Linked DNA regions of Homo sapiens: all the other regions are linked to region 1. The links are chromatin contacts, found by Hi-C or POLR2A ChIA-PET in ENCODE. All regions are on one chromosome and are shown on one strand. The core of a region is the stretch at or near the end of the contact, and the rest is flanking DNA. Distances in the headings are between cores, read along the strand shown.

Evidence for each region. Hi-C counts contacts between places; a loop is a spot of excess contacts on that map. ChIA-PET counts read pairs that join two places held with the same protein, here RNA polymerase II (POLR2A). Pooled maps may share reads with other maps.
Region 2: a loop to region 1 is called in a map of CD4-positive, alpha-beta T cell, with 3 times the contacts of the local background. The contact joins the promoter of PITPNM1 here to the enhancer-like site in region 1. A Hi-C loop is called at or near these places in 7 of 168 maps with a recorded cell type or tissue (B cell, CD4-positive, alpha-beta T cell, CD4-positive, alpha-beta memory T cell and 2 more), 1 of 37 single-sample maps with no recorded cell type and 15 of 50 pooled maps. POLR2A ChIA-PET finds 5 or more read pairs at or near these places in 2 of 52 experiments (CD4-positive, alpha-beta T cell and OCI-LY7).
Region 3: a map of Caco-2 shows a loop between it and region 1 (3-fold over the local background). The contact joins the promoter of GSTP1 here to the enhancer-like site in region 1. A Hi-C loop is called at or near these places in 2 of 168 maps with a recorded cell type or tissue (Caco-2 and PC-9) and 7 of 50 pooled maps. POLR2A ChIA-PET finds 5 or more read pairs at or near these places in 3 of 52 experiments (CD8-positive, alpha-beta memory T cell, Caco-2 and T-cell).

The regions. Positions count from the first base shown.
Region 1 is chr11:67,247,397-67,250,096 of GRCh38, forward strand. KDM2A (lysine demethylase 2A) reads left to right here. Exons shown (of 21, transcript NM_012308.3): 16 at 885-974; 17 at 2,690-2,700. Among named protein-coding and RNA genes, the nearest start is that of GRK2, 18 kb to the right of the region's middle. Within about 2 kb of position 1,449, at least 10 of the 41 ENCODE cell types and tissues checked have a DNase peak (open chromatin) inside an H3K27ac peak, as active enhancers do; they include PC-9, where a contact is called at or near this core.
Region 2 is chr11:67,503,952-67,506,651 of GRCh38, forward strand. PITPNM1 (phosphatidylinositol transfer protein membrane associated 1) reads right to left here and starts at 1,412. Exons shown (of 24, transcript NM_004910.3): 1 at 1,237-1,412; 2 at 152-270. The coding sequence starts at 229. CDK2AP2 (cyclin dependent kinase 2 associated protein 2) reads right to left here. Exons shown (of 4, transcript NM_005851.5): 4 at 2,546-2,700. RefSeq lists an enhancer at 1-620 and silencers at 399-498, 579-698, 709-868, 1,079-1,708.
Region 3 is chr11:67,582,517-67,585,216 of GRCh38, forward strand. It overlaps GSTP1 (glutathione S-transferase pi 1), which reads left to right and starts at 1,296. Exons shown (of 7, transcript NM_000852.4): 1 at 1,296-1,328; 2 at 1,618-1,653; 3 at 1,948-2,054; 4 at 2,169-2,256; 5 at 2,622-2,700. The coding sequence starts at 1,328. RefSeq lists silencers at 896-1,515, 1,066-1,208, 1,526-1,675.

The DNA of each region.
Region 1 (2,700 bases), core at 199-2,698:
TAGGATATTTTAACAGCATTACAATCTTTTTTTTTTTTTTTTTTTTTTTAAGACATGGTCTCCCTCTGTTGCCCAGGCTGGAGTATAGTGGTGAGATTTTGGCTCACTGCAGCCTCCATCTTCTGGGTTCAAGCAATTCTTCTGCCTCAGCCTCCTGAGTAGCTGGGATTACAGGCATGCACCACCATGCCCAGCTAGTTTTGTGTTAAGTAGAGTTGGGGTTTCACCATGTTGGCCAGGTTGGTCTTGAACTCCTGGCATCAAGTGATTTCCCCACCTTGGCCTCCCAAAGTGCTGGGATTACAGGCGTGAGCCACCATGCCCGGCCAACTTTACAATCTTAAAAGTTTGTTTGATTAATTATAACTTGGTGAAGATGTAAATGGTGCATATTACATCTATTAACATATCTCAAACCCAAAGAATTGGTGAAATAGGGTATTAATTCCATGATGATGATAATGGCTAATACAAAGGGTTTTCTGTATGCCATACCTTTGTTAAATTCTTTACACAATGAATAATCTTCACCACAACCCTATAAGGTGGGTTTTGTTGTATCTCTGGCAATTATATTGTTGTATCTCTGTGTATTAGTTCCTGAGGGAAAGTGAAGGTAATAATATCAGCCAACATTTTACAGTGGAGAACACTGAGTCACAGAGACTAGAGCATTAGTCCCTAAACCCAAGCTATCAGAACCTGTGCCGCACTGTCAAGATCAGGTTCAGCACCATTGGCTATTTGGGGCTGGATTGCTCACAGTTTTTCTCCCTTTATGGACCAATGTTGTTGAGAAATGAGTAACTCTTCCCAACTGTGTTATTGTTGGATAAAGGAAGCTTGAGAGACAGGCTTTTAAAAACATCTCTGTCTTCCTATAGATGGACGGAGAGGGGTTGCTTAACGAAGAATTGCCAAATTGCTGGGAATGTCCAAAGTGCTACCAGGAGGACAGCTCGGAGAAAGCCCAGGTAAAGGAACCTTATCAGATTTGCACTGTGACAGAAAGGAGGCATCAAATGTGGGGGATTGCTACACGTTTGCCTTTGCATTAGTGTTCACACAGTTTCTCTGACCTAGGAGATTATTTTTGTTTGGTTTGGTATGTTTTTCCTTTGGTTAATTTTTAGTATTTTCTTTGTTAGAGTTTGTAGCATTGTGTTTTGTATTACTAAATGTTGTTCCACTTGGGATCTGCAAATTCCTAAGGTCCTTTTATACTCTGGGGCCCTACAAAGAGAGGAACCACGGCTGGGCTATTTGAGGAGAGAAATTAGGTGAGTATGATCCCTCCTGAGGAATGTTAACTAGAGGAGAGGCAGTGGCCTGAGGCAGCCAGTGAGTGCAGCAGTGTACTTGAGCTTCCAGTTAAGCAGGTTCACATTTTTGTCATCTTCACTTTTGTGGCCTGGCAGAAAGCCCTGCCCTGCCCATCCCACATGCCCAAATGTGTCATGTGGAGGCAGCCCCTCCCCCAGAGAGGACCAGTGCTATGACCTTGGCCCAGAGGAGCTGAGGTTGCTGACCAGTGGTTGCCAATAATGTCAAAGGGCCAAAAGGACTGTACTTACTCAGGCTGACAAGGCAAGACCAGCTGTGGACACCTACAGGAGGAGATGGCTTTCCAAGTGCCAGTCTTTCAAGGACCCTTGCACGGGAGCAGGGAAGGGGGCAGAAAGGAATTTTCTTACTTTTTATTTCTTCCCACTTGGATACTAAGATAGTTGAATTTTTCAATCTATTTGTCTTTGAGGGCAAGGATTTTTGAAGTTGACTAGGGCCAAAGTTCTCCTTAGTTCTTGCACTAGTGACCTTTACATGTGTCTTCATTAGTGATGTTGAGTGTTTGCATCTCTGCTGTAGCAGATGTGTTGTTGGCAGATGGCTGTGTTTTAGTATTACCTTCTAATACATTGGAAAAGGTAGCACCCAAAAGGTGGTCATTTTCTTCCAACCATAATGATAAAAAAATGTAAGGAGGAAAAGGAGCAGAGAACAGGGTTGTTGCTTAGAGACATAAAATGTCTCCTTGCAAAAAACCTGAACTACTGATACGGTTCCTAGTGGAACATGTTTACTGGGCTTTGTCATAGCATAGTCATAGTGGGCTCCAGGAAAAGACAAGTATCTAGAGAGCACAAATGCCACAGATAAAGTTGGGGGCTCTTGTGGGATTCCTCACCATAATCCTGAGTGAATCTCTCTGTAGCAACCCAGTTTCTCAGAGAGGTTCTTGTTATCTGCTTTATTATTCACGTGGGGGTTGGAGTGGAAGACGCAGCCTGGTGGAGTCAAACTTAGACTGTGGTAGAGCTAGAAGCCAATGGTGTTTACCATTGTCAGACTCAGGATCTTAGTTCAAATGGTATATGTGGGCTTTTTCCACCATGAAACAGAAATACGTCTCTTGGGTGAAAGAGGTAAGTCAGAGACGCAATTAAAAATGGTCAGGCCAGGTGCAGTGGCTCACACCTATAATTCCAGCACTTTGGGAGGCCAAGGCAGGTGGATCACTTGAGCCCAGGAGTTGGAGACCAGCCTGGGCCGACTCTGAGGGAATGACCCCCTCTCCAACGTGACCTTTCTTCTCTCTGGTCCCCTGAGAGCAAGGGAGGTCCACCCTGTCGGTTCAGAGGGTTTGGAAGAAAGGAAGCACTGATGTTGCTTTTCTGGGCCTGTTTTGCAGAAGCGGAAAAT
Region 2 (2,700 bases), core at 162-2,661, 260 kb after region 1:
CTCTTCCCACAGTCCTTCCCCATTCCCACATCTGAAGGGGGGCCTCTCTTGCCTCCTCCGGGCTCCCAGCCGGTCCCAGCCCCGGGGCAGGGCTGGCGGGGTCGGCAGGGCTCCACCCCTTGCCCGGGTGCCCTCTCCCCGCCGCCCTCACCTGGATCATGTAGAGCTGGGCCACCTGGTACTCGTCCAGGCTCATGGGCAGCAGAATGTGGTATTCCTTGATGAGCATCCTGAAGGCGCTCGGCGGGCCGCGCGCGGCCTCCGCTCCTCCTGGCGCAGGGCACGGCGCGACAGTCAGTGCGGGGAGGCTGCGCGCGGCCCCGAGCCCTGCGCGCCGGCCGAGGGACTCAGGCCACGGGACCCCATGTCCGGGCCCGCCACGAGGGAGGCAGAGGCGAGCCTAGCACCGCCGCCCGCGCCGCCGGGGCCGGGAGCCGCAGCGAGGCTGAGCGCTGACCTCTTTTCCGCGCAGCCCCCGCCCCCCGCCCGCCCGTCGCCATGGCAACCGCGCGCTGACGCGGGCCCCCCGGAGCGCCAGGCTCCGGCCGGCGGGCGGGAGGGCCACCTCACCTCTCCCGCTGCGACCGCGTCCTAACCCCGGGAAACGGCATCCCTCTGGGCGCGCCCCCGAAGCCCCGGGGCCCCTCCTTCCGGGCCCGCCTTCCGCGACCGGCCCCTCGGGGACCCGCCCCTTGCATCCCCTTCCCGGAGTCGGCGGGGTCCCAAGTCCCCCACTCTCGGACGTCCACCTAGAGCTTTGTTCCCCGAGTGTCTCTGCGCGGAGTGGCCCAGTGCGCCCAGCATCTCTGCCAGGGTTCCCCACGCCCTGCACCCGAACCTACCTTCCGGGACCGGTAATCTCCTCCGCCCTCCAGATCTGCCTTCTTGGGCAGCCGGGTCCTCGACCTCCCCCTCCCAGCATCCTTCCTGGACCCCTGGCCCTCGCCGGCTCTCCACGCGCCTAGGCAGCCACTCCGTCCTCTTCCCAGGGGGTGAGCCCTCCTCAGGCTGAGGCCAGAGTGGCTCCACTTGGTATCCCACGGGCCATGGCCCTGGAGACCCGCTCCGTCCACCTGCGCCCCAGACTGGCACCGAGGTTCCGCTGCAGGCACCCCTCCATCCCCCACTCGCACCCCGCGAGCAAGCGAGAGGCCCCGTTGTCCCCACTTCCCTCTGCTCGCCGGCGTCCCGGTCCCCTGCCGCGCTCTTGGCCCGCCTGCCGACGCCCCGGCTCACCTCTAGCTTGAGGCGGGCGCCCCTCACCCAGCCCGGGCAGGGCCGGCCGGCCCGTGGGTCGGAGCCCGGAGCGCCCCCAGCCCCGGCCTCGGGTTCCAGCGGTGGCCGGACCCTCCCGAGGCGCAGTGCCGGCCCATGGCCCCGACCTTCCTCTCGATCCGCCCGCCGGCGCCCCTGCAGTCCCTCCCCGACGCCCGCCGCGTCACTGCGGCCGCCCCGCCCCCTTCCTGGGCCCGGCTGGCCCTCCCCACCCCGGCGGGGTCCGGGCAGCCCCGCCTGCAGCGGAGGAGGCAGGGAGGGAGGCCCCTGCCTTCCTTCCCCCGGGCAGTGGGAAAAAGGCCATTGCCTAAATTCTGGCTCTTCCTAGTCCCTCTGTGCTGATTGGGGTCCCCAAAGACTCTTAGTTCCTATCTCCACCCTAGCCCAGCCCTCCTGTGTGCAGTCACAGGGTGGTTTGATATGGGGGGTCCCAGGCCCACTCTCCTCTTCTCACTCTCTGCAGTCCTTAGATTTGGGACCCAGGGTTGAGGAAATGCCTCCCCACCAGTCTAGCCAGAAGCTGGTGGCTCTGACATGCCTCCACCTAGGGCTGGGCTCGGCTCCAGGGCCCCAGGCCTCTATGGTCACCCAGCTACACGCCCAGGCAGAAACGGGCTGTCACTGTGAGTGGCTGGGCTAGCCCCTGCATGGTGCCACAAAGCCTCCCCCACCTCTGCCTTCCGGGTCCACAAGTCCGGTCACCCAGCCACCCGGAGTCTGGGCAAAGGCCTCACGAGGCACCCCAAGGCTGGGTTCATGGGATCCCACCCAGCCTGCTACAAGGTGCTGGGGCAGTGACGGCAGCACCCCGCCAGCCCCTCCCCTTGACACTGAGGCCAAGTGCTGGAAGCAGCAGTGCCCTTTCTCTCTGAGAAGTCAGAGACCTTCAGGGCTGATTCAGAGGCTGGGGTGTTGTCAGGGCATTAGGGCGTGTGAGGGAGTGGCTTACGTGAACTGGCATTTCCATGCTGCCAGGCATCACCGCCAATCCAGAGGAAGCGCCCTCCAGGCCCAGGCTGCCCACAGCGCCAAGGGCTGTGGAAGCAGCCAGGCCCTGTGCTGCCCCCTGGTGGCACCACAGGAAGGCCCAGGGCTCTCAGCGCCACGGCTGGGGCGGAGAGGGCCCAGGTCCCACCAAAGGCTGATGGCCTACAGAGGCAAGTCAAACCTCATTTAATCACACCCTCCCCATCCATAGTCTCCTCTTCCCCTGTCTCTGCCTGGCCCACCCAGGCTTAGCTGAAGAACCAGACCCAGAAAGGCTCAGAGCTGAGAGCACAACTCCAAATCATCTTTTATTAATATAAAAAGGGCATATTTAGCAAAAGACACACAGATAAAAGAGTCACTATGGCTCAGGACACAAGGCAGGGAGGTGCCAGGCCTGTGCCCCTGCTGGGGGAGAAGGAGGCTCGGGACAAAGTG
Region 3 (2,700 bases), core at 46-2,545, 330 kb after region 1:
AAGACTCCTTGGACAAACTTGACAGTTGATGGAATAGGAGAAGCTGTCTGTCATGTCTAAAGCCAACAAGAGATCAATATCTAGAATAAATGGAGATCTGCAAATCAACAGAAAGTAGGCAGCAAAGCCAAAGAAAATAGCCTAAGGCACAGCCACTAAAAGGAACGTGATCATGTCCTTTGCAGGGACATGGGTGGAGCTGGAAGCCGTTAGCCTCAGCAAACTCACACAGGAACAGAAAACCAGCGAGACCGCATGGTCTCACTTATAAGTGGGAGCTGAACAATGAGAACACATGGTCACATGGCGGCGATCAACACACACTGGTGCCTGTTGAGCGGGGTGCTGGGGAGGGAGAGTACCAGGAAGAATAGCTAAGGGATACTGGGCTTAATACCTGGGTGATGGGATGATCTGTACAGCAAACCATCATGGCGCACACACCTATGTAACAAACCTGCACATCCTCTACATGTACCCCAGAACTTCAAATAAAAGTTGGACGGCCAGGCGTGGTGGCTCACGCCTGTAATCCCAGCACTTTGGGAAGCCGAGGCGTGCAGATCACCTAAGGTCAGGAGTTCGAGACCAGCCCGGCCAACATGGTGAAACCCCGTCTCTACTAAAAATACAAAAATCAGCCAGATGTGGCACGCACCTATAATTCCACCTACTCGGGAGGCTGAAGCAGAATTGCTTGAACCCGAGAGGCGGAGGTTGCAGTGAGCCGCCGAGATCGCGCCACTGCACTCCAGCCTGGGCCACAGCGTGAGACTACGTCATAAAATAAAATAAAATAACACAAAATAAAATAAAATAAAATAAAATAAAATAAAATAAAATAAAATAAAATAAAATAAAAAAATAAAATAAAATAAAATAAAATAAAGCAATTTCCTTTCCTCTAAGCGGCCTCCACCCCTCTCCCCTGCCCTGTGAAGCGGGTGTGCAAGCTCCGGGATCGCAGCGGTCTTAGGGAATTTCCCCCCGCGATGTCCCGGCGCGCCAGTTCGCTGCGCACACTTCGCTGCGGTCCTCTTCCTGCTGTCTGTTTACTCCCTAGGCCCCGCTGGGGACCTGGGAAAGAGGGAAAGGCTTCCCCGGCCAGCTGCGCGGCGACTCCGGGGACTCCAGGGCGCCCCTCTGCGGCCGACGCCCGGGGTGCAGCGGCCGCCGGGGCTGGGGCCGGCGGGAGTCCGCGGGACCCTCCAGAAGAGCGGCCGGCGCCGTGACTCAGCACTGGGGCGGAGCGGGGCGGGACCACCCTTATAAGGCTCGGAGGCCGCGAGGCCTTCGCTGGAGTTTCGCCGCCGCAGTCTTCGCCACCAGTGAGTACGCGCGGCCCGCGTCCCCGGGGATGGGGCTCAGAGCTCCCAGCATGGGGCCAACCCGCAGCATCAGGCCCGGGCTCCCGGCAGGGCTCCTCGCCCACCTCGAGACCCGGGACGGGGGCCTAGGGGACCCAGGACGTCCCCAGTGCCGTTAGCGGCTTTCAGGGGGCCCGGAGCGCCTCGGGGAGGGATGGGACCCCGGGGGCGGGGAGGGGGGGCAGACTGCGCTCACCGCGCCTTGGCATCCTCCCCCGGGCTCCAGCAAACTTTTCTTTGTTCGCTGCAGTGCCGCCCTACACCGTGGTCTATTTCCCAGTTCGAGGTAGGAGCATGTGTCTGGCAGGGAAGGGAGGCAGGGGCTGGGGCTGCAGCCCACAGCCCCTCGCCCACCCGGAGAGATCCGAACCCCCTTATCCCTCCGTCGTGTGGCTTTTACCCCGGGCCTCCTTCCTGTTCCCCGCCTCTCCCGCCATGCCTGCTCCCCGCCCCAGTGTTGTGTGAAATCTTCGGAGGAACCTGTTTCCCTGTTCCCTCCCTGCACTCCTGACCCCTCCCCGGGTTGCTGCGAGGCGGAGTCGGCCCGGTCCCCACATCTCGTACTTCTCCCTCCCCGCAGGCCGCTGCGCGGCCCTGCGCATGCTGCTGGCAGATCAGGGCCAGAGCTGGAAGGAGGAGGTGGTGACCGTGGAGACGTGGCAGGAGGGCTCACTCAAAGCCTCCTGCGTAAGTGACCATGCCCGGGCAAGGGGAGGGGGTGCTGGGCCTTAGGGGGCTGTGACTAGGATCGGGGGACGCCCAAGCTCAGTGCCCCTCCCTGAGCCATGCCTCCCCCAACAGCTATACGGGCAGCTCCCCAAGTTCCAGGACGGAGACCTCACCCTGTACCAGTCCAATACCATCCTGCGTCACCTGGGCCGCACCCTTGGTGAGTCTTGAACCTCCAAGTCCAGGGCAGGCATGGGCAAGCCTCTGCCCCCGGAGCCCTTTTGTTTAAATCAGCTGCCCCGCAGCCCTCTGGAGTGGAGGAAACTGAGACCCACTGAGGTTACGTAGTTTGCCCAAGGTCAAGCCTGGGTGCCTGCAATCCTTGCCCTGTGCCAGGCTGCCTCCCAGGTGTCAGGTGAGCTCTGAGCACCTGCTGTGTGGCAGTCTCTCATCCTTCCACGCACATCCTCTTCCCCTCCTCCCAGGCTGGGGCTCACAGACAGCCCCCTGGTTGGCCCATCCCCAGTGACTGTGTGTTGATCAGGCGCCCAGTCACGCGGCCTGCTCCCCTCCACCCAACCCCAGGGCTCTATGGGAAGGACCAGCAGGAGGCAGCCCTGGTGGACATGGTGAATGACGGCGTGGAGGACCTCCGCTGCAAATA